2 separate regions of the Homo sapiens genome follow, and region 2 is linked to region 1. Evidence: chromatin loops called from intact Hi-C (ENCODE). Cell type or tissue: heart left ventricle. All regions are shown on one strand. Each heading gives the region's core, and the rest is flanking DNA. Links, peaks and the distances in the headings are about the cores only. Region 1 has its middle 43 kb from the start of ZFAND6. Region 2 has its middle 17 kb from the start of BCL2A1.

Region 1 (11,407 bases), core at 2,060-10,059:
TCTTTACCACTGTAGACCAAAAGTCCTTATTCTCTCATGTTACCTTACAGTAGCCCTCGAGTTCCTGACAGAAGAGCCTGATTACTTTACAAAAAAAGCCAACCCATCTCATAAACTATAAAACAAAAAAAGATAAATTGGTTTTATCAAACTTAAAGTATTCAAAGGATACTGTTAAGAAAACGACAAGATGAGTCACAGATTGTGAGAAAAAAATCAAAATCTGTATATCTGACAAAGAACTTGTGTTTAGAATATATAATGAACTCTTGTCCTCAGTAACAAAAGACAACTTTTAAACTCAACTTCTAAAAATGGGCAAAAGATATAAATAGGCATTTTGCAACAGATATATAAATGACTAACAAGCAACTGAACAGAGCTCAACATCATTAGTCAACATGGAAATGTAAATTAAAACCACATTGAGAGGCTGGGCACGGTGGCTCACGCCTGTAATGCTGACACTTTGGAAGACCAAGGTGGGCGGATCACTTGAGGCCAGGAGTTCGAAACCACCCTGGCCAACATGGTGAAACCCTGTCTCTACTAAAAATGCAAAAACAGGTAGCCAGGCGTGGTGGCGGGCACCTGTAATCCCAGCTACTCGGAAGGCTGAGGCAAGAGAATTGCTTGAACCCAGGAGGCAGAGGCTGCAGTGAGCAGAGATCACGCCATTGCACTCCAGCCTGGGCAACAAGAGCGAAACTCCATCTTAAAAAAAACAAAACAAAACACACACACACACGCACTGAGAGACTGCCTCTCAATACCCTCTAGACTGGCAAAAATAAAAAAGATTGATAATACCAAGTGTGACGAGGACATAGAAGAACTGGAACTCTCATACACTGCTGGTGGGTGTGTAAAATGGTACAATCACATTGGAAAATAGTTTGGCAGTTTCTTATAAAGTTAAACATAAACTTATCATACAACCACATAATTCCACTGTCAGTATTCTACTTAAGAGAAAAATATGTCTACCCAAGGAAGTCTAGTCAAATTTTCATAGCAAGTTTATTTATAATAGCCCAAAGCTATTATAAATATAATAGCCCATTCAAATGCCATTAACAGGAAAATGGATAAACAAAATGGTATATCCGTACGTGGAATACTAATCAACAATAAAAAAGAATGACTTACTAATACATGCAACAACATGAATAAATATTTTAAAATAATGTTAAAGTAAAAGAAGCCAGACACAAAAAAATTCCCTATCACATAATCCTGTTTACATGAATTTCCTGAATAGGCAAAACTAATCTTGTAATGGCAGAGAAAGCAAATGAGTGGTTTTCTGGGGCTGGGGTATGGGAATCGGCTGCACAGGGGCATGAGGGAACTTTTTGAGGTGGTGGAAATATTCTATATCTTGATTGTGCTGGCTGGCGGTTACACAGGGGGTTTACGCTTGTCAAAACTCATTGAGCTGAAAAAGAAAATCCCACATTAAATGGTACATTTAAAATGGGTGCATTTTATTATATGTAAATTTTTCCTCAGTAAAATAACTTTTTAAAAACAACCAGCCCATTTGTTTAGCAACAAAAAAATTAGTTCTGCATGCCCCGGGGTGGCAGGGAACAAGATAGCTAGAGGCCAGAGAGGGAGTCAGTTGACTCTTTCTTAAATAGACTTTACTTTTTAGTAGTTTAGGTTCTCAGCGAAATTGAACAGAAGGTACGGAATTTACCATTCACTTCCTGTTTTTATATCCTCACAGCCTTTCCCACTAACAACATCCCACTCCAGGATGATACATTTGTTACATTTGATGAACCTACATTGACACATTATTATCACCCAAAGTCTAAATTCACTTTTGGTGCTGAACATTCTATGAGTCTGGACAAATGTATAATAACATGCACCCATCATTATAATATTATACAGAATAGTTTCATTACCATAAAAATCCTCTGTGCTCTGCCTGTTCATCCCTCCCTACTCCCTAACCCCTGGCAAACACTGACCTCTTTACTGGCTCCATAGTTTTCCCTTTCTAGAATGTCATATAGTTGGAATGATACAGTCTGTGGCCTTTTCAGATTGGTTCCTTCCACTTAGTAATATTTAGCATCCCTTCTTATCTTTTTATGGCTTGATAAATCATTTATCTTTATTACTAAATAACGTCATTTTTTCTAGATGTATCACAGTTTATTTATCCATTCATCTATTAAAGGGCATCTTGATTGCTTCCAAGTTTTGGCAATTATTAATAAAGCTGCTACGAACATTCATGTGCAGGTTTTTGTGTGGACAAAGTTTTTAACCATTTGGGCAAATTAGGAGCATGATTGCCGAATCATATGATAAGTCTATGTTGTGCTGTGTAAGAAATTGCCAAGCTTGGCTGGGCATGGTGGCTCATGCCTGTAATCCCAGCACTTTTGGAGGTCGAGATGGGCAGATCACCTGAGGGCAGGAGTTCGACCTCACCTCACCAAAGAAGATATACAGGTGGCAAATAAATATATAAAAAGATGCTCACATCTGTCATAAGGGAATTACCAATTAAAACAACGAGATACCACTACACACCTATTAGAATGGCTCCAATCCAAAACACAGACAACACCAAATGCTGGCGAGAATATGGAGCATCAGGAGCTCTCACTCATTACTAATGGGAATACAAAATGGTACAGCCACTTTTGGAAGAGAGCTCAGCAACTTTTTTTTTTTCTTTTGAGACAGAGTTTCGCTCTTGTTGTCCAGGCTGGAGTGCAATGGCACAATTTCAGCTCACCGCCTCCGCCTCCCAGGTTCAAGCAATTCTCCCGCCCCAGCCTCCTGAGAAGCTGGGATTACAGGCATGCGCCACCACGCCTGGCTAATTTTGTATTTTTATTAGAGATGGGGTTTCAGCATGTTGGTCAGGCTAGTCTCGAACTCCTGACCTCAAACCCTCCACCAGCCTTGGCCTCCCAAAGTACTGGGATTACAGGCCTGAGCCACTACACCCAGCCTGCTTCCCCATTTTTTAACCAGTTTGTTTGTTCTTATGGTTGAGTTTTAAGAGTTCTTTTTTTTTTTTTGAGATGGAGTCTTGCTCTGTCGCCAGGCTGGAGTGTAATGACACGGTCTCATGGCAACCTCCGCCTCCCGGGTTCAAGCGATTCTCCAGTCCCAGCCTCCCAAGTAGCTGGGATTACAGGTGCCCACCGCCACGCCCAGCTAATTTTTTGTATTTTTAGTAGAGACAGGATTTCACCATGTTGGCAAGGCTGGTCTCAAACTTCTGACCTTGTGATCTGCCCACCTTGGCCTCCCAAAGTGCTGGGGTTACAGGTGTGAGCCACCACACTCAGCCTATTTTTTTTTTTTTTTTTTGAGACAGAGTCTTGCTCTGTCGCCCAGGCTGGAGTGCAGTGGCGCAATCTTGGCTCACTGCAACCTCCGCCTCCAGGGTTCATGCCATTCTCCTGCCTCAGCCTCCAGAGTAGCTGGGACTACAAGTGCCCGCCACCATGCCTAGCTAATTTTTTGTATTTTTAGTAGAGGTGGGGTTTAACTGTGTTGGCCAGGATGGTCTTGCTCTCCTGACCTGTGATCTGCCCGCCTCAGCCTCCTGAAGTGCTGGGATTATAGGCGTGAGCCACCGCACCCAGCCTTACGAGTTCTTTGTATATTTTGGATAACAACAGTTTATCAACTATGTCTTTTGCAAATATTTTCTTGCATCCTTGGCTTGTCTTCTCATTCTGTTAACAGGGTCTTTCACAGAACAGAACTTTTAAAATTTTAATGAATCCCAGCTTATCAATTATTTATTTCATGGGTTGTGCCTTTGGTGTTTTATGTAAAAAAGTCTTCACCATAACTAATACCCAATACCCAATGTCACACAGATTTTCTCTTGTTGTCTTCTAGGAGTTCTATGATTTTGCATTTTACATTTGGGCCTATAATCCATTTTGAGTTAATTTTTGTGAAACATGTAAGATCTTTGCCTAGATGTTTTTTCAAGTGTTTGGCCAGTTCTTCAGCGCAATTTGTTGAAAACAATATCTTTGCTTCATTGTATTGCTTTGTCGCTTTGTCAAAGGTCAGTTGACTGTATTTATTTGGCTCTATTTCTGGGCTCTATTCTGTTCCATTGACATATTTGTCTATTCTTTCACCAATACCATACTGTCTTGATTAGTGTAGCTTTAATAATTAGTCTTGAAGTTGGGTAATGTCAGTCTTCCAACTATGTTCTCCTCCTTCAATATTGTGTTGGCTATCCTGTCTCTTGCCTCTCCATATAAATTTTAGAATCAGTTTGGCAATATGCAGAAAATAACTTGCTGGGATATTGGTTGGGTGTACTTGGCCATTCTTGCTTTGGTGTAAAGGAATACCTCAGACTGAGTAATTTATGAAGAAAAGAGGTTTAATTGGCTCACAGTTCTGCAGGCTATAAAAGCATGGCACCAACATCTGCTTGGCTTCTGGTGAGGACTTCAGGAAGCTTACAATCATGGCATAAGGCGAAGTGGGAGCAGGCATGTAACATGACTAGAGTAACAGCAAGTGAGCCAGTGGGGGAGGGCCTAGATTTTTAAACAACCAGATCTTGAGCAAGAATTCAATTCTCACCAATGGGAAAGTGATAAAACATTCTTGAGACATCCGCCCCCACAATCCAATCACCTCCCAGGCCCCACCTCCAACACTGGGAATAGTATTTTAGCATGAGATTTAAAGGAGACAAACATCCAACTTATACCATTGGGATTGCATTGAAATTATAGATCAAGTTAGCAAGAACCAATATATTGACAATATCGGATCTTCCTATGAATGACTATGGAATATATCTCCATTTTATTTAGTTATTTGATTTCTTTCAGCAGAGTTTTATAGTTTTTCTCACATAAATCTTGTGCATATTTTGTTAGATTTACACTTATTTCATTTTTTGAGGTGCTAATGTAAATGATATTGTGTTTTTAATTTCAAATTCTAATAGTTCATTGCTGGTATATAGGAAAGTGATTGACTTTTTTGTATTAACCTTATATCCTGCAAAGCTGCTATAAGCACTTATTAGCTCCGGGGTTTTTTTTTTAATCTATTCTTTCGGATTTTCTTTTCTTTTTCTTTCTTTCTTTTTTTTTTAAATTGAGACAGAGTCTTACTCTGTCACCCAGGCTGGAGTGCAGTGGTGCAACCCCGGCTCACTGCAACCTCTGCCTCCTGGGTTCAAGTGATTCTTGTGCCTCAGCCTCCTGAGTAGCTGGGATTACAGGCATGCACCCCCATGCCTGGCTAATTCTCGTATTTTTAGAAAAGACGGGGTTTCTCCATGTTGGCCAGGCTGGTCTCGAACTCCTGGCCTCAAGTGATCTGCCTACCTTGGCCTCCCAAAGTGCTGGGATTACAGGTGTGAGCCACCACCCCGGCTCTTTTAGATTTTCTACGTAAACAATCATATCATCTGAGAGCAAAGACAGTTTAATATTCCTTCTTAATCAGTACATATTTTCTTTTCTGGTCTTATTACATTATTAGATCTTCCAGTATGACACTGAGAGGTGACAGTGTGCTGGCAGTCCTCACAGCCCTCGCTCGCTCTGGGCGCCTCCTCTGCCTGGGCTCCCACTTTGGCGGCACTTGAGGAGCGCTTCAGCCCGCCGCTGCACTGTGGGAGCCCCTTTCTGGGCTGGCCAAGGCCGGAGCCGGCTCCCTCAGCTTGTGAGGAGGTGTGGAAGGAGAGGCAGGGGGGGTACCGAGGCTGCGCGCTGTGCTTGCGGGCCAGCGTGAGTTCCGGGTGGGCGTGTGCTGGGCAGACCCCGCACTCCGAGCGGCCTGCGGGCCCCACTGGCCCTGGGCAGTGAGGGGCTTAGCACCTGGGCCAGCAGCTGCTGTGCTCAATTTCGCTCCCGGCCTTAGCTGCCTTCCGGCGGGGCAGGGTTTGGGACCTGTCGCCTGCCATGCCTGAGCCTGCCCGCCCTCCGTGGGCTCCTGTGCGGCCCGAGCCTCCCCGACGAGCGCCGCCCCCTGCTCCAGGGCACCCAGTCCCATTGACCACCCAAGGGCTGAGGAGTGCGGGCGCATGGCGGGGGACTGGCAGGCAGCTCCACCTGCAGCCCCAGTGCGGGATCCACTGGGTGAAGCCAGCTGGGCTCCTGAGTCTGGTGGGGACATGGAGAACCTTTATGTCTAGCTCAGGGTTTGTGAATGCACCAATCGACACTCTGTATCTAGCTACTCTGGTGGGGCCTTGGAGAACCTTTATGTCTAGTTCAGGGATTGTAAATATACCAGTCGGCACTCTGTATCTAGCTCAAGGTTTGTAAACACAGCAATCAGCACCCTGTGTCTAGCTCAGGGTTTGTGAATACACCAATCGACACTCTGTATCTAGCTACTACCAGGGGACTTGGAAAACCTTTGTGTGGACACTGTATCTAGCTAATCTGGTGGGGACGTGGAGCACCTCTGTGTCTAGCTCAGGGATTGTAAACGCACCAATCAGCGCCCTGTCAAAACAGACCACTGGGCTCTACCAATCAGCAGGATGTGGGTGGGGCCAGATAAGAGAATAAAAGCAGGCTGCCAGAGCCAGCAGTAGCAACCCGCTAGGGTCTTTTTCCACACCGTGGAAGCTTTGTTCTTTTGCTTTTTGCAATAAATCTTACTGCTGGTCACTCTTTGGGTCCACACTGCCTTTATGAGCTGTAACACTCACCGCGAAGGTCTGCAGCTTCACTCCTGAAGCCAGTGAGACCACGAGCCCACTGGGAGGAATGAACAACTCCAGAAACGCCGCCTTAAGAGCTGTAACACTCACCATGAAGGTCTGCAGCTTCACTCCTGAGCCAGCGAGACCACGAACCCACCAGAAGGAAGAAACTCCGAACACATCTGAACATCAGAAGGAACAAACTCCGGACACGCTGCCTTTAAGAACTGTAACACTCACTGTGAGGGTCCACGGCTTCATTCTTGAAGTCAGTGAGACCAAGAACCTACCAATTCTGGACACAGTGAGACCAAGAACCCACCAATTCCGGACACAACACTGAAAAAGAGAAGTGAAAGAGGACACCCTTACCTTGTTTCTGAGCTGAGAAAGCTTCTTGTTTCTCACCATTAATAGGTGTTAGCTATAGGGTTTTGTTAATGTTCTTTATCAAATAGAGGAAGTTCTCTTCTAGTCCTAGTTTGGTGAGAGTTTTTATCATAAATGGGTATCGGACTTAGTCAATTTTTTTTTGTATCTATTGATGTAATCTTGTGATTTTTCTTTCTCTGTTGATGTGATGGATTATAGTGATTGAGTTTTTGAATGTTGAACCAGGCTTGCATACCTTGGGTAATTCCATTTGGTCACGGTATATAATTCTTTTGTTTTGTTTTGTTTTTGAGACGAAGTCTCGCTCTGTCACCCAAGCTGGAGTGCAGTGGCGTGATCCCAGCTCACAGCAACCTCCACCTCCCAGGTTCCAGCGATTCTCCTGCCTCAGCCTCTGGAGTAGCTGGGACTACAGGTGCGTGCCACCATGCCCAGCTAATTTTTGTATTTTTAGTAGAGACAGGGTTTCACTATGTTGGCCAGGCTGGTCTTGAACTCCTGACCTCGTGATCCACCTGCCTCAGCCTCCCAAAGTGCTGGGATTACTGGCGTGAGCCACTGCACCCAGCCTGTTTTGTTTTGTTTTGTTTTTTGAGTTGAAGTTTCCCTCGTCATCCAGGCTGGAGTGCAATGACGCGATCTCAGGTCACTGCAACCTCCACCTCCCAGGTCCAAGCAATTCTCCTGCCTCAGCCTCCCAAGTAGCTGGGACTACAGATGTGCACCACCACGCCCAGCTAATGTTTGTATTTTTAGTAGAGATGGGGTTTTTACATGTTGACCAGGCTGGTCTCGAATTCCTGACCTCAGGAGATCTGCCCCCTTGGCCTCCCAAAGTGCTGGGATTACATGTGTGAGCCACCAAGCCTGGCCCTGGTTATGGCATACAATTCTTTTTACACATTGTCGTATTTGATTTGTTAATATGGTGTTGAGTATTTTTGCATTAATATTCATGAGAAATATTGGTCTGTAGTTTTCTTTTCTTTGTCTTGTTTTGATATTAAGGTAATATTGACCTCACAGAATGAGCTAGGAAGTATTCCCTCTGCTTCTATCTTCTGAAAGAGATTAGAGAGTCAGAATAATTTCTTCCTTAAATATTTGATAGAATTCACCAGTGAACTCATCTGGGCCTGATGCTTTCTGTTACAGAAAATTATTAATCATTGATTCAACTTTTTTTTTTTTTTGAGACAGAGTCTTGCTCTGTCACCCAGGCTGGAGTGCAGTGGCGTGACCTCGGCTCACTGCACGCTCCACCTCCTGGGTTAAAGCAGTTCTCCTGCCTCAGCCTCCTGAGTAGCTGGGATTACAGGCACTTGCCACCACGCCCGGCTAATTTTTGTATTTTAAGTAGGGATTCGCCATGTTGGTCAGGCTGTTTTCGAACTCCTGACCTCATGATCCGCTCACCTCGTCCTCCCAAAGTGCTAGGATTACAGGCGTGAGCCACCATGCCTGGCTGATTCAAGTTCTTTAATAGATATTGGCCCATTCAGATTGTCTGTTTCTCTTCATATGTTTTGGCAGATTGTATCTTTCAAGGAATTTGCCCATTTCATCTAGTTTGTCAAATGCCTGGGCATAGTTGTTCATAATATTCCTTTCTTAACCTCTTAATGTTCATGGGATATGTAATTATTAATATCAGAAGTGAAAGAGGTATCTTTCACTTCTGATATTAATAATTTGTCAACTCTTTTTTTTTTTAGCCTGGTTAGAGGCTTATTGATTTTATTGATCTTTTCAAAGAACAGACTTTTAATTTTGATGATTTTTTTTTTTTTTGAGACGGAGTTTGCCCAGGCTAGAATGCAGTGGCACAATCTCAGTTCACTGCAACTTCTGCCTCCTGGATTCAAGTGATTCTCCTGCCTCAGCCTCCCAAGTAGCTGGGACTACAGGCATGCACCACCATGCCTGGCTAATTTTTATATTTTTAGTAGAGGCAGGGTTCGCCATGTTTGCCAGGCTGGTCTCAAACTCGTGACCTCAAGTGATCTGCCTGCCTTGGCCTCCCAAAGTCCTGGAATTACAGGCGTGAGCCACTGTGCCCAGCTTTTTTTTTTTTTTTTTAAAGAGACAGGGTCTTGCTCTGTTGCCCAGGCTGGAGTGCAGTGGCCCGATCTTGGCTCTCTGCAACCTCTGCCTCTTGGGCTTGAGTGATCCTCCCAACTCAGCATCCTGAGTTTCTTTTTGTTTTTTTTTCGGACTATTTTCTCTTTGCTTTTTCATTTCAGAAGTTTCTATTGACATATCTTTAAGCTGAGAGAGTCTTTCCTCAGCCTTATGCACATTACTAATGAGCCCGTCAAAGGCATTCTTTATTTCTGTTACAATGTTTTTGATCTCTAGCATTTACTTTTTATTCTTTCTTAGAATTTCCATCTCTCTGCATTGCCCATCTGTTCTTGCATGCTTTCTACTTTATCCATTAGATCCCTTAGCATATTCATCATAGTTCTCTTAAATTCCTGGTCTGGGCTGGGCGCAGTGGCTGTAATCCCAGCACTTTGGGAGGCCGAGGTGGGCGGATCACGAGGTCAGGAGTTTGAGACCAGCCTGGCCAACATAGTGAAACCCTATCTGTACTAAAAATACAGAAATTAGCCGGGTGTGCTGGTGCATGCCTGTAGTCCCAGCTACTCAGGAGGCTGAAGCAGGAGAATCGCTTGAACCCGGGAGGCAGAGGTGGCAGTGAGCCAAGATTGCACACCAGCCCGGGTGACAGTGTGAGACTCCATCTCAAAAAATAAAATAAAATAAAATAAAAATAAATTCATGGTCTGATATTTCCAGTGTCCCTGCATATCTGAGTCTGGTTCTGATGCTTGCTCTGTCTCTGCAAACTGTGTTTTTGCCTTTTAGTATGCCTTGTAGAAGAAACTGAGATAAATAAGCCTTTAGTGATGTGGTGGCAAGGTGTGGCATGAGGGGAAGGGAAGCATTATATAGTCCTATGACTGGATCTCGGTCTTTTAGTGAGCCTGTGCCTCTGGACTGTGAACTTCACAAGTACTTCTCAGGTTTTTTCCCCCGCCACCTAGGTGAGACATGGTGGCTATAGTGGGTTGAGGTTGGGTATTTTTCTTCTATCAGATAGAAGGCTAAAGAGGGCTGGAGTTGGGCATTTTTCTCTCCCCTGATTGGCTAGGCTCTGATAAAACCCCAGACAATGGTGAAGTCGTTTCTCTGAGTGCAGGCCTTGTTAAGGATAACAGAAGGCAGCCAGGCACAGTGGCTCAAGTCTCCAATTCCAGCACTTTGAGAGGCCAAGGCAGGAGGATTGTTTCAGGCCAGGAGTTTGAGACCAGCCTGGCCAATATGGCAAGACCCCATCTCAACAAAAAACATTAGCTGAGTGTGGTGGTACACACCCATAGTCCCAGCTACTTGGGAGGCTAAGCAGGAGGATCCCTTGAGCCTGGGAGGTGGAGACTAGTGAGCCAGGATTATGCTGCTGTACTCCAGCCTGGGTGACAGAGTGAGACTTTTATTAAAAAAAAAAAAAAAAAAAAAAAAACGAGAGAGAGAGAATGACAGAATATTCTTATACATTTCAAAATGGTTTGTTTTCCCCTCTCCCTGCTAGAAGCACAAGGGGATTTTTCTCTGATAATCATTGTGAGAACCTGTTAGAACTCCTGGAGGTAAAACTCAAAAGTATGGCGGCCCCCCTGAATGAGTCTTCCTGGAATTAACTGTCAAACTTGCCACTCTGAGTCTCCAGCAATTCTTGAATTACAATTCAGATTTTCCTATCCTGGTACAGGTTCCTGTGGAAGTTTCTATTACAGTAAATTGTGATTCTCTGCATTTGCCTATCTCTCCAATTTTGGGGGCAGCAGTTTGCTATGTGACCTTACTTTTCTAACAGAACAAAAGAAGAGATGTTATTTTTTTTCAGTTTGTTCAGCTTTTTACTTGTTAGGACAGAGTGCTGACTTCCAAGTTCCATACGTGTCGGACTGGAAACCAGAAGTCAGGAGTCAGTTTTTTAAAAACACAAGTGCTTCTTTTAAAAAAAAAAGATTGTCTTTATTTAGAAAGTGTATGATGATTGAAATGTTAAAGCTAGAAAGAATTTATAAATGGGGAAATTGAACTCTAGAAAGGTTGTAACTTACTTATCAGTCAAGGTCTTGGTGGGAAACAGATGGTATGCTTTATTTTATTTCATTTTTATTTATTTTTGAGACATGGTCTCATTTTGTCACCCAGGCTGGAGTGCAGTGGCGCAAACACAGCTCACTGCAGCCTGGAACTCCTGAGCTCAGGCAATCCTCCCACCTTAGCCTCATAAGTAACTGCAACTACAGGCACATG
Region 2 (11,407 bases), core at 1,839-9,838, 63 kb before region 1:
ATCTTCACTGCTCAGCACCAGGCCTGGTGTGGAACGGATGCTCGGCAGATAGCTGCTGAGTCAGTGAGGGAAGGCTGTGTCATGCGACAATGAGGTGGGAAGAGCAACTTATTAAGCTAATAAAATCCCCAGCTGCTGTTGGAAGTCCAGGTCAAGAGAAGAAACCCCATTGTACTCTTTGCTGACGGAGCTATAGCTGAAGCGCTGCACCACACTTTAAGGGTGGTATGGAAAGCTAGTTTTCAGAAGGGGCTGACTTCCTCAGCTCGGGGTGGTAGGTAGTCATTGTAGAAATTTAAAAGAAAAGCCACAGTGTCACCAGGGAAAACCCAATAACCAAGTGCCATGCGGTCTCACTGGTTGTGTTTGGGAAGTACTACCACTAATCAATGTATAAACCAAGTGCCAATTTGCAGGAAGAAATAAAATTATCATGCAAACGATAATACAGTCAGCCTGCACAGAGCATTCTCTCCATTTAGATAGATCAGGAGGTTGCTGGTGACCCCTCCTTCCCCCGTTCCACCATCACCCCCACCCCCACTCCAAGGAAATGACTTTTCAGCTGAAATCACAAGGCTAAGTATGCATTCTTTAGGTGAGAGAGTGAGAACAGGGAAGAGAGAAAAACTGGAAAATTTTTCATGAAGAAACAACTGTATATACAAAGTTTCTAAAGGGAAACATGGCATGATATTTTAGAGGAATTGAAAGGTGGCCACAATGGCTAATCAACCAAGAGCCAAGAGGAGAGAGGCACGAGATGAAGCTGAAGAACCTGGGTCCAGATGACATGAGCTTGTATTTTGTTTGTCTGTTTTTTTTTTTTTTTTTTTTTTTGAGACAGAGTCTCGCTCTGTCACCCAGGCTGGAGTGCAATGGCATGATCTCAGCTCACTGCAACCTTTGCCTTCCGGGTTCAGGCAATTCTTCTGCCTCAGCCTCCCAAATAGCTGAGATTACAGGTTCCCGCCACCATGCCTGACTAATTTTTTGTATTGTTAGTAGTGACGGGGTTTTGCCATGTTGGCCAGGCTGGTCTCGAACTCCTGACCTCAGGTGATCCACCCGCCTCGGCCTCCCCAAGTGCTGCAATTACAGGCATGAGCCACCGCATCCAGCCAGTGTCTGTTTGTTTGTTTGTGTTTGTTTTGTTTTGAGATGGAGTCTCACTCTGTCACCCAGGCCGGAGTGCAGTGGCACAATCTTGGCTCACTGCAACCTCTGCCTCCTGGGTTCAAGCGATTCTCCTGCCTCAGCCTCCCAAGTAGCTGGGACTACAGGTGCCTGCCACCATGCCCCACTAATTTTTTGTATTTTTTTTTTTTTTTTAGTAGAGACAAGGTTCCACCCAGTTAGCCAGGATGGTCTCTATCTCCTGACCTCATGATCTACCTGCCCCCGCCTCCCAAAGTGCTGGGATTACCGGTGTGAGCCACCGTGCCCAGCCATCTGTTTGTTTTTCAATGAACATTTTGGAATAATTTGAAATTCACCTAAAAGTTGCAAAGATAATACTAACAGTTCCCACATATCCTTTATCCAGTTTCCCCAAAGTTAAGATCTTACATTACCATGGCACATTTGACAAAACTAAGAAACACTGATATATTACTATTAAATAGACTCCAAACTTTTTTTTACTGGTTTTTCCAGTGATATCAGTGATATCTATTTTCTGTTCTAGGATCCAGTCCAGGGTACCACACTGTGTCTCTATAGGCTCCTCTTTTTTTTTTTTTTTTTTTTTTTTTTTTTTTTTTTTTTTTTTTTTTTTTTAGTTGGAGTCTCACTCTGTCGCCTAGGATGGAGTGCAATGGCACTATCTGGGCTCAATGCAACCCCCACCTCCCAGGTTCAAGCGATTCTCCTGCCTAAGCCTTCCTAGTAGCTGGGATTACAGGCATGTACCACCACGCTGGCTAATTTTTGTATTTTTAATAGAGACAGGGTTTCACCATGTTGGCCAGGCTAGGCTTGAACTCCTGACCTTGTGATCTGCCCACCTTGGCCTCCCCAAGTGCTGGGATTACAGGTGTAAGCCACCATGCCTGGCCTATAGGCTCCTCTTAAACGTGAAAATTTCCTCAGACTTTTTGTTTTTGATGACCTTGACAGTTTTGAGAAATACTGGTTAGGTATTTTGTAGAATGTCCCCAATTTACATTTGATGTTTTCCTGGGATTATGGGTTTTGGGGAAACAATACCACAAAGACTAAATGCCTTTTCATTACATGATATCAAGGTGTGCTATCAACACAACTTATCACCTTAACCTTGATCACCTGGCCCAGATAATTTTTGTATTTTTAGTAGAGACAGGGTTTCACCATGTTGCCCAGGATGGTTTCAATCTCCTGACCTGTGATCCTCCTGCCTTGGCTTCCCAAAGTGCTGGAATTAATTGAATGATTTTTAAGCAGTATTGTGACATTAGATTTCCTTTTTAAGATTAATACGCTGGCTGTATCAAATGTACCAAATGGAGACAGGTGTAGATATGGATACATGAGTAAAAAGGCTGTGGCCTGGGCCGGTCGCTGTGGCTCACGCCTGTAATCTCAGCACTTTGGGAGGCCGAGGCGGGTGGATCACGAGGTCGGGAGATCCAGACCATCCTGGCTAACATGGTGAAACCCCATCTGTACTAAAAATACAAAAAAAAATAGCTGGGCGTGGTGGGCGCCTGTAGTCCCAGCAACTTGGGAGGCTGAGGCAGGAGAATGGCCAAACCCGAGAGGCGGAGCTTGCAGCGAGCCCAGATCGCGCCACTGCACTCCAGCCTGGGCGACGACTCCGTCTCAAAAAAAAAAAAAAAGGTTGTGGCCGGGCGAGGTGGCTCACACTCCAGCACTTTGGGAGGCCGAGGCGGGCAGATCACCTGAGGTCAGGAATTCGAGACCAGCCTGACCAACATGGAGAAAACCCGTCTCTACTAAAAATACAAAATTAGCCAGGCATGGTGGCACATGCCTGTAATCCCAGCTACTCGGGAGGCTGAGGCGGGAGAATAGCTTGAACCCGGGAGGCGGAGGTTGCGGTGAGCCGCGATCATGCCATTGCACTCCAGCCTGGGCAACAAGAGCGAAACTCTGTCTCAAAAAAAAAGCGGGGATTTGGGGGGGGGTTGGGGGAGGGAAGGGGCCGGGCGCGGTGGCTCACACCTATAATCCCAGCACTTTGGGAGGCCGAGGCAGGTGGATCACGAGGTCAGGAGATCAAGACCAGCTTGACCAACATGGTGAAACCCCGTCTCTACTAAAAATAGAAAAAAAATTAGCCAGGTGTGGTAGTGCGCGTCTGTAGTCCCAGCTGCTCTGGAGGCTGAGGCGGGAGAATTGCTTGAACCCGGGAAGCGGAGGCTACAGTGAGCTGAGATCGCGCCACTGCACTCCAGCCTGAGCGACAGAGCGGGACTCCGCCTCAAAAAAAAAAAAAAGGTTCTATCAGTGGTTGGCATAAAAGTTAAGAATGAGAAAAATGGGTAGATTAAGAGATACTTAACAAGTAAAATTGGCAGCATTTGTCCATTTTTAGTTGAATAAAAGGAATGGAAGAAGGTTTGAGAATGACTGCCAGGAACCAAGTTTCTGGTTGAGAAGCTGATTGGATATCAACAAGGGTGAAAGCAAAAGGACACTGAAGAGGCAGGCAGAGCTGCCTGAGGACTTACTGATGGAGGCGACCCCAGCACTGTGGAGGAAGAATGCTGTGGGTCAGGTGCCCCGGCGGAATTCCGGAGGCATCGATTTCCTGTGTATTCATATCTACTCTGATGATTCTGCACCCTGGACAGAACCCTTTAAAAATAAAACACCCTTGTCCAGTTAGGTAAAGCTTTGATTCCCTTGAGGGAAAAGTCTTCCTCATTTGCTCCAAAATCCTTGACAGTTAACAACAATGTAGTATTCATACTCTGCATTTCCATCAAGGATTGTACTTTCAAAGCACCAGCACTTGTACATGCCACACTAGGTGTGAAGTTCATTACGGTTCTGAGTCCCCAGAGAGCTCTGTGGACATTTCACCAATTTTGTTTAAGCCTCAGGAGCCATGTTACCAAGGCACAGATCAAGATCCTAAAAAAAGACTCAGTAACATAAGAGGTTTCAGAAATTGGGAAGAGGGAGTGTGGTTGACACTGTAGGGAAGCTTCTTGAGCAAGGGAAAGATGAAGTCAAGCTGTTCACAGGGAAGTAAATTGTGAAAGGCCTTAGAGCCCATTTTAAGAACTTGGACTATTTCTCTGTGTGCAGCGGAAACCACTGAGTTGTGAATGGAGAGGGAACACAAGTGATCTTATATTTTGAAGGACCCTTCTGACTGCAGGTTGGGAACAAATTGTAGAGGAGCAAGGAAATAAGCCAGACGACCAGCTAGGAGGTCACTGCAAAATCTATACAAGGGACTTCAAGTGGCTCGAGTCAGGATAGCAGTAGTTTAATAAGTAATTTATATATATATGAAATTATATATATTAATTTTATATAAATTATATAATTTATGTTAATTTATATATAATATATATAATTTATATACTTTTTTTTTGAGATGGAGTCTCACTCTGTTGCCCAGGCAGGAGTGCAGTGGCATGATCTCGGCTCACTGCAACCTCCACCTCCCAGGTTCAAGCGATTCTCCTGCCTCAGCCTCCCAAGTAGCTGGGATTACAGGTACGCGCCACCACACCCAGCTAATTTTTGTATTTTTAGTAGAGACGGGGTTTCACCATGTTGGTCAGGATGATCTCGGTCTCTTGACGTCGTGATCCGCCTGCCTCGGCCTCCCAAAGTGCTGGGATTAAAGGTGTGACCCACCATGCCTGGCCCTGTATGTATTTTGATGAAAGAACCACACAGTTTTGCCTGATGGATTGAACGTGTATAGTGAAAGAAAGAAAAGAGTCAATGAGTACAGAAGATTTCCACCTTAAGTGGGTAAAAAGATGAAAATGCCATTAACTAAGATGGTGAAGGATTCAGGGGTTAGAGGTTCAGATATTCAGATTTAGACAGTAAATCTGAAGTGCTTGTTAAACATCCAAGTAGAGAGACATCAAGTCAGCAACTGGATATTTGAGTCTGGAGTTGAAGGGGGAGGTCTTGGCTGGAGATACGATTTTGGGAGTCATCAATACATGGTGGATCCTAAAAGCCATGCTACTGAAAGAGATATCTAGCACATGAAGGCAGGTAAGGAAGAGAAGTAAGCCAAAAACTAGCCAGGGCACTCCAATATTTAGAGTTACAGAGTTTAGCTTGGGGAGATGAGGAAGATTCATCAAGGGAAACAGAGTAATCAGCGACATGAGAGGAGAACCAGCACAGAGTAGCGTCCCAGAAGTCAAATTAAAATATGTAGAAAGTCATTCACTGTGTCAAATGTCACATCAAGGAAGTTGAGGGCTGAGAATTCATCCCTGAACTTAGTAGTGGGGATGAGAGTCTGATTGATACATGTTCAAGAGACAATGAGAGGAGAGGAATTGGAGACAGCATATTATAGACAGCTCTTTTGAGGATTTTTTCTGTGAAGGGAAGCAAAAAATAGGGTAGTCACTGAGAGACTGTGTGTTTGGTTTTTTGTTTGTTTGCTTTTACCATAGGAGAAACTATAGCAAGTTCAGGTGCTAATAGGACTGGTCCATTAGAGACAGGAAATTGTATGATACAGAATAGTTTCCTCCTGCAGAGGAAATAAGAAACAAGGTCTAACACACAAATGTAGGGGTTGGCCTTAGAATAACTGATTCACCATAATAGCAGGAAGGGAAATTTAACCTGTCTAGATGCAGCAGGGGAGGTAGATATGGCAGAGAGAGGATGTAGAAGTTCTCAGTGAAATAGGAAGCAAGGTCAATGGAAATGAGATTGTGTCAAAATAATTATGTTGCAAGAGTTTATAATACTAAACTCTATATATACATTCTTCTGTTGCTCAAATAGCCTAGTCATCTACCTCCTACTTTAAAACAGTGTAAGGAATCATGGGTCATGGGTTTGGATCTCACATGAGCCGGTCAGGCTTAGCTTTTAAGGCAATAAATCATAGTCCTAGGCTCAGTCAGCTGTCTTGAAAATGCTGCCTCTAGTCATAAGGCAGATGAATCTACAAAAACCCAAACTGTAGAAAAACGATTTGGCGTTGTCCTGTCCTGGTGATGGGATCCTAATAGCATCTTCAAGCAGAAATAACCACACAGAGCTCCCAATTATAAATAAAGGATTTGTTGTATTTCCATGTCTGTGGGATGTTACCAAGCAAGGTTTCCCTGTGAGCAACTTTGGACACTATGCAAAACGTGTCCAGATCCAAAATAGTGGCAAGCAGTTTAAGTTGGGGACAATACAACTGGGAGGACACATGCAAAAGGGTGGAAGGTGAAAAAGAGGGAGTATGGGGATGGCCACCTGGCCACCAAAGGTCCTCACCATCAGTGGGGAAACCAGTTTCACCCAGTTGGCCTTCATGCAGAGTTTCAGCCTGTGAAAGGGATGGGGAAGGAAGCATAGGGTCTGAGTGGCCCCATGGGATCAGGAGGAAGTGGTGTAGGAGGAGGACGCCCAGTGACTGAGAGCCAGTGAGGACTGCTGGGAGGTCAGATGCCCCCAACTCTGTGACATTGGGCATGTTTCTTACTGGTTTTAAGCCTGTTTCTTCAACAGTAAAATACGGAAAATATCTACTTCAGAGGGACATCATGAAGATTAAAAATTATGTATCTAAAGTTCTTCACAGATGGACAACAACCATTAAACAGCCATTACACTCTCCCATGCTGCATTAGTCAATTTTCTGTTGTTTATAACGAAATACCTGAAATGGGTAATTTGTAAAGGAAAGAAATGTATTTTTGTACTGCTATGGAAGTCAGGAAGTCCAAGGTTGAGGAGGTGCATCTGGTGAGGGCCTTCTTTTTTTTTTTTTTTTTTTGAGACAGAGTCCCACTCTGTCACCCAGGCTGGGGTGCAGTGGTGCGATCTTGGCTCACTGCAACCTCCACCTCCTGGGTTCAAGCGATTGTCCTGCCTCAGCCTCCTGAGCAGCTGGGACTACAGGTGCACACCACCATGCCTGGCTAATTTTTGTATATATATATATTTTTTTTAGAGAGACAGGGTTTCACCATATTGGCCAGGCTGGTCTTGAATTCCTGACCTCATGATCCACCCATCTCGGCCTCCCAAAGTGCTGAGATTACAGGAGTGAGCCACTGCGCCTGGCCCTGGTGAGGGCCTTCTTGCTGGTGGGGACTCTGTGGAATCCTAAGGCAGTGCAGGGTATCACATGGCAAGAGGGCTGAGCATGCTAGCTCAGGTCTCTCTTCCTCTCCTTATAAAGCCACCAGTTCCCCTCCCATGTTAACCCATTAATCCATTAACCCATTAATTTATTAATCCGTAAATGGATTAATTCATTCGTGAGGGCAGAGCCCTCATGATCGAATTAGCTCTTAAAGGCCCAGCCTCTCAACACTGTTGCATTGGGGATTAAGTTTCAACATGAGTTTTGGAGCAAACCATAGCACATGCTATTACTGAGAACATGATGTTCAGCCTCACTCCAGCCTCATTTGCTATGAAATGACATAATCAAAACCAATTAATGTTCATTCCCATTTGTTGTTGTAGTTTTTGTTGTTCTTGTTGTTGAGACAGAGTCTTACTCTATCGCCCAGGCTGGAGTGCAGTGGCACAATCTTGGTTCACTGCAATCTCTGTCTTCTGGGTTCAAGCAGTTCTCCTGCCTCAGCTTTCTGAGTAAATGGGATTACAGGTGCACACCACCACGCCCAGCTAATTTTTGTATTTTTAGTAGAGACGGGGTTTCACTATATTGGCCAGGCTTGTCTTGAACTCCAGACCTCAAGGGATCCACCTGCCTCAGCCTCCCAAAGTGCTGAGATTACAGGTGTGAGTCACCGTGCCTGGCCCCCATTTCTTTTTAAACAAAAATATTATTGAACTCTTACCAAGTTCTGAACTGAGCTCTGAAATGAAATGGTAAACAAAAACAGCCATAGTTCCTGCCCGTACAGAACTTAGTATCTATTGGGGAAACAGATATATTGATTTAAAAATCACACAAATATAACCCTGTAATTGAGACAGTGACATTTTGTAAGACTATAATTGCAGAATTTAACCTAGTCAGGGAAGGCATCCAGAAGAAGTGAACTTTGAGCTGAACTCTGAAAGGCAAGTAAGCATTAACCAGATGCAGAGGCAGAAGGAACAGCACAGGCAAACATCTGTGGCAGAAGGTCCTGAAAACAGCCCAGCAAAGCTGCAGAAGAGACAGACTCCGGAGGAGGACACAACTGAAATGAAGTGGGACAATCACAGTAGAGAACAAACCACGTAGGGAGGGCCTGGTAGATTGTCAGCAAGGCTCTAATTTACAATGACAAAGTCCTTTTAAATGACAAGGCAAACAAAATAATGGTGCTTCAGGACTTTATTCATGGTATTAATAACTTTCCAGTTTAAATTAGTAGTTGCAGTGATTTTTATTTCTCTCATTTTGTATTGTTTACATTGCTTCTGATGAGTGTTTATTATTTTTCACAAAAAACCGCTTTTTTCTTTTCTTTTCTTTTTTTTTTTTTTTTTTTTGAGACGGAGTCTCGCTCTGACACCAGGCTGGAGTGCAGTGGCGCAGTCTCAGCTCACTGCAACCTCCGCCTCCCGGGTTCAAGCAATTCTCCTGCCTCAGCCTCCTGAGTAGCTGGGACTGCAGGCACCAGCCACCACGCCTGGCTAATTTTTGTATTTTTAGTAGAGACAGGGTTTCACCATGTTGGCCAGGATGGTCTCGATCTAACCTTGTGATCCGCCCACCTCGGCCTCCCAAAGTGTTGAGATTACAGGCATGAGCAACCGTGCCTGGCCAGAAACACTTTTTTCTAAGTCAACTTCATTGAGATATTATTTATCTACAATAAAATGCACCAGTTTTAAGTGTACATCTCTATGAGTTTTGACAAATTTATACACCCATGTAACTACTACCACAATCAAGATGAAGAATATTTCTATCACCCTAGGCAAAGTTCTTAGTCAATACTCACATCCCAGCCTCAGGCAACAACTGACCTGCTTTCTGACACTACGTATTGTCCTTTTTTGAGTTTCACATAAAGGAGTTAATACACTATGTACTCTTGTGACTGGCTTTTTTCACTCGACATGTTTTAGAGATTTATCTATTCTGTTGCATGTACCAGTAGTTCATTCCTTTTTATTGCTGAGTGACATTCTGTCTCATGGATATTCCAAAGTGTGTTTATTCACTCCCCTGTTGATGAACATTTGGGTTCCAGTTTGGACTATTATGAATAAAGCTATGAATAATATAGGCATATGTTTTATTTCTTTGGGGTAAATATCCAGGAGAGGAATTTCTGGGTCCTACAATAAGTGTATGTTTAACTTTATAAGAAATTTCCAAGCTGTTTTCCAAAGTAGTAGTACAATTTTATATTATCATCAGTAGTGTGTAAGACTTCCAGTTGCTCATTTTCCCAAAAGCTTGGCATTATCTATCTTTTTCATTTTAGCTGTTCTGGAGGATATGTAGTGGTCTCTTGCTGTGGTTTTAAATGCATTTCTCTGATGACTAATGGTGCTCAACATGTTCTCCAGAACATCTTTTCCATGTCTACTGGCCATTTGTGTATCTGCTTTTGTGAAGTGTCTGTTCAAATCTTTTACCCATGCTTAGTATTAGGTTGATGATGATCTTGTTATTGAATTATAAGAGTATCACCTATCACAAGTCCTTTATCAGATATTAGTGTGGTACAGATTGTCTCCCATTCTGTGGTTTGCCTTTTTGAGAGCTTTTTTAAATAGCTTTATTGAGGTATAATTCAAATACCTTCTGTTTGAGTTCTTAAAGTGTCTTTTTAACAGTAAAAATTAAAAAAATTTAATTTTCTTCTAGACGTTGTATAATTTTCACATAAATTTAGGCCTGTGATCTCTTTCCATTTAATTTTTCTGTGCCACATGAAGTAAGAGTTGAGGTTTATAAAAACCTTTTTTTTTTGTTTGCTTTTTGAGATGGAGTTTCGCTCTTGTCACCCAGCCTGGAGTGCAATGGTGCGATCTCAGCTCACTGCAACCTCCACCTCCTGGATTCAAGTGATTCTCCTGCCTCAGCCTCCCAAATAGCTGGGACTATAAGTGCACGCCACCACACCCGGCTAATTTTTGTATTTTTAGTAGAGATGAGGTTTCACCATGTTGGCCAGGCTGGTCTGGAACTCCTGACCTCAGGTGATCCACCCACCTCGGCCTCCCAAAGTGCTGGGATTACAGGCGTGAGCCACTGCGCCCAGCCATAAAAACCTTTTTTTAAAGTAAATTAATAAACAAAACACACAGCAAGGTACAGTTTAAAAGACCAGGTCACAGACCAAATCAGAAATAGTCACTGATTTCCCAGTGTCACATTGCTAAAGAAACAACTGCAGTGTAAAAACCAGATTTTGTGGTTGCTCATGTGAATGTATTCCAGGTAATAGTGCCCATATATGTACTTCCTGTTAGAACCATCAGTGACTGTTCATTCCCACCACTCAGCTCTGATTAACACACAAAAATGAATGAACACGGCCGGGCGCGGTGGCTCATGCTTGTAATCCCAGCACTTTGGAAGGCCGAGGCTGGTGGATCATGAGGTCAGGAGATTGAGACCATCCTGGCTAACACGGTGAAACTCCGTCTCTACTAAAAAAAAAAAAAAAAATACAAAAAATTAGCCGGGAGTGGTGGTGGGCACCTGTAGTCCCAGCTACTCAGGAGGCTGAGGCAGGAGAATGGCGTGAACCCAGGAGGCAGAAGTTGCAGTAAGCCGAGATCGCGCCACTGCACTCCAGCCTGGGCGACAGAGCAAGCAAGACTCCGTCTCAAAAATAAAAATAAAAAAAGAATGAACACTAAAAGCAGTTGGGGGGGGGGTGGGGGTGAGGCACTTGGAGGAAGAGAAGGAAAAAGGAAACTGTGAAGTCTTACCCTGCTCCGAGTGACAGGCGCCTCAGATGGCATAGATGGTTGCCTCTCAGACGTGACTTCTTAAGTAAACCAAAGCTGCCTCTGCCAAAAACGCTTCCCTACTGACAGCACCTGTGTCCTAATCCCCACCGTTAAGAATCACACTTCCTGGCCAGGTGCGTTGTCTCACACCTGAAATCCTAGCACTTTGGGAGGCCGAGGCGATCAGATCACCTGAGGTCAGGAGTTTGAGACCAGCCTGACCAACATGGTGAAACCCCGTCTCTACTAAAAATACAAAAATTAGCCGGGCGTGGTAGGGGACACCTGTAATCCCAGCTACTCTGGAGGCTGAAGCAGGAGAATCGCTTGAATCCGGGAGGCGGAGGTTGCAGTGAGCCAAGATCAC

Evidence for each region. Peaks named below come from ENCODE experiments on the same cell type or tissue, not always from the same donor. Only the 100,000 strongest peaks of a DNase experiment are listed, where the experiment ranks them.
Region 2: it touches region 1 in a loop (4-fold over the local background); 3 of 110 quality-filtered maps call a loop at or near these places.

Annotation. Positions count from the first base shown.
Region 1 is chr15:80,010,812-80,022,218 of GRCh38, forward strand. No RefSeq gene overlaps it. Among named protein-coding and RNA genes, the nearest start is that of ZFAND6, 43 kb to the right of the region's middle. RefSeq lists an enhancer at 6,757-6,916. In heart left ventricle, for the core only: no CTCF peak of the experiment used is centred there; a DNase peak (open chromatin) is centred at 5,805.
Region 2 is chr15:79,948,334-79,959,740 of GRCh38, forward strand. No RefSeq gene overlaps it. Among named protein-coding and RNA genes, the nearest start is that of BCL2A1, 17 kb to the right of the region's middle. In heart left ventricle, for the core only: no CTCF peak of the experiment used is centred there; no DNase peak of the experiment used is centred there.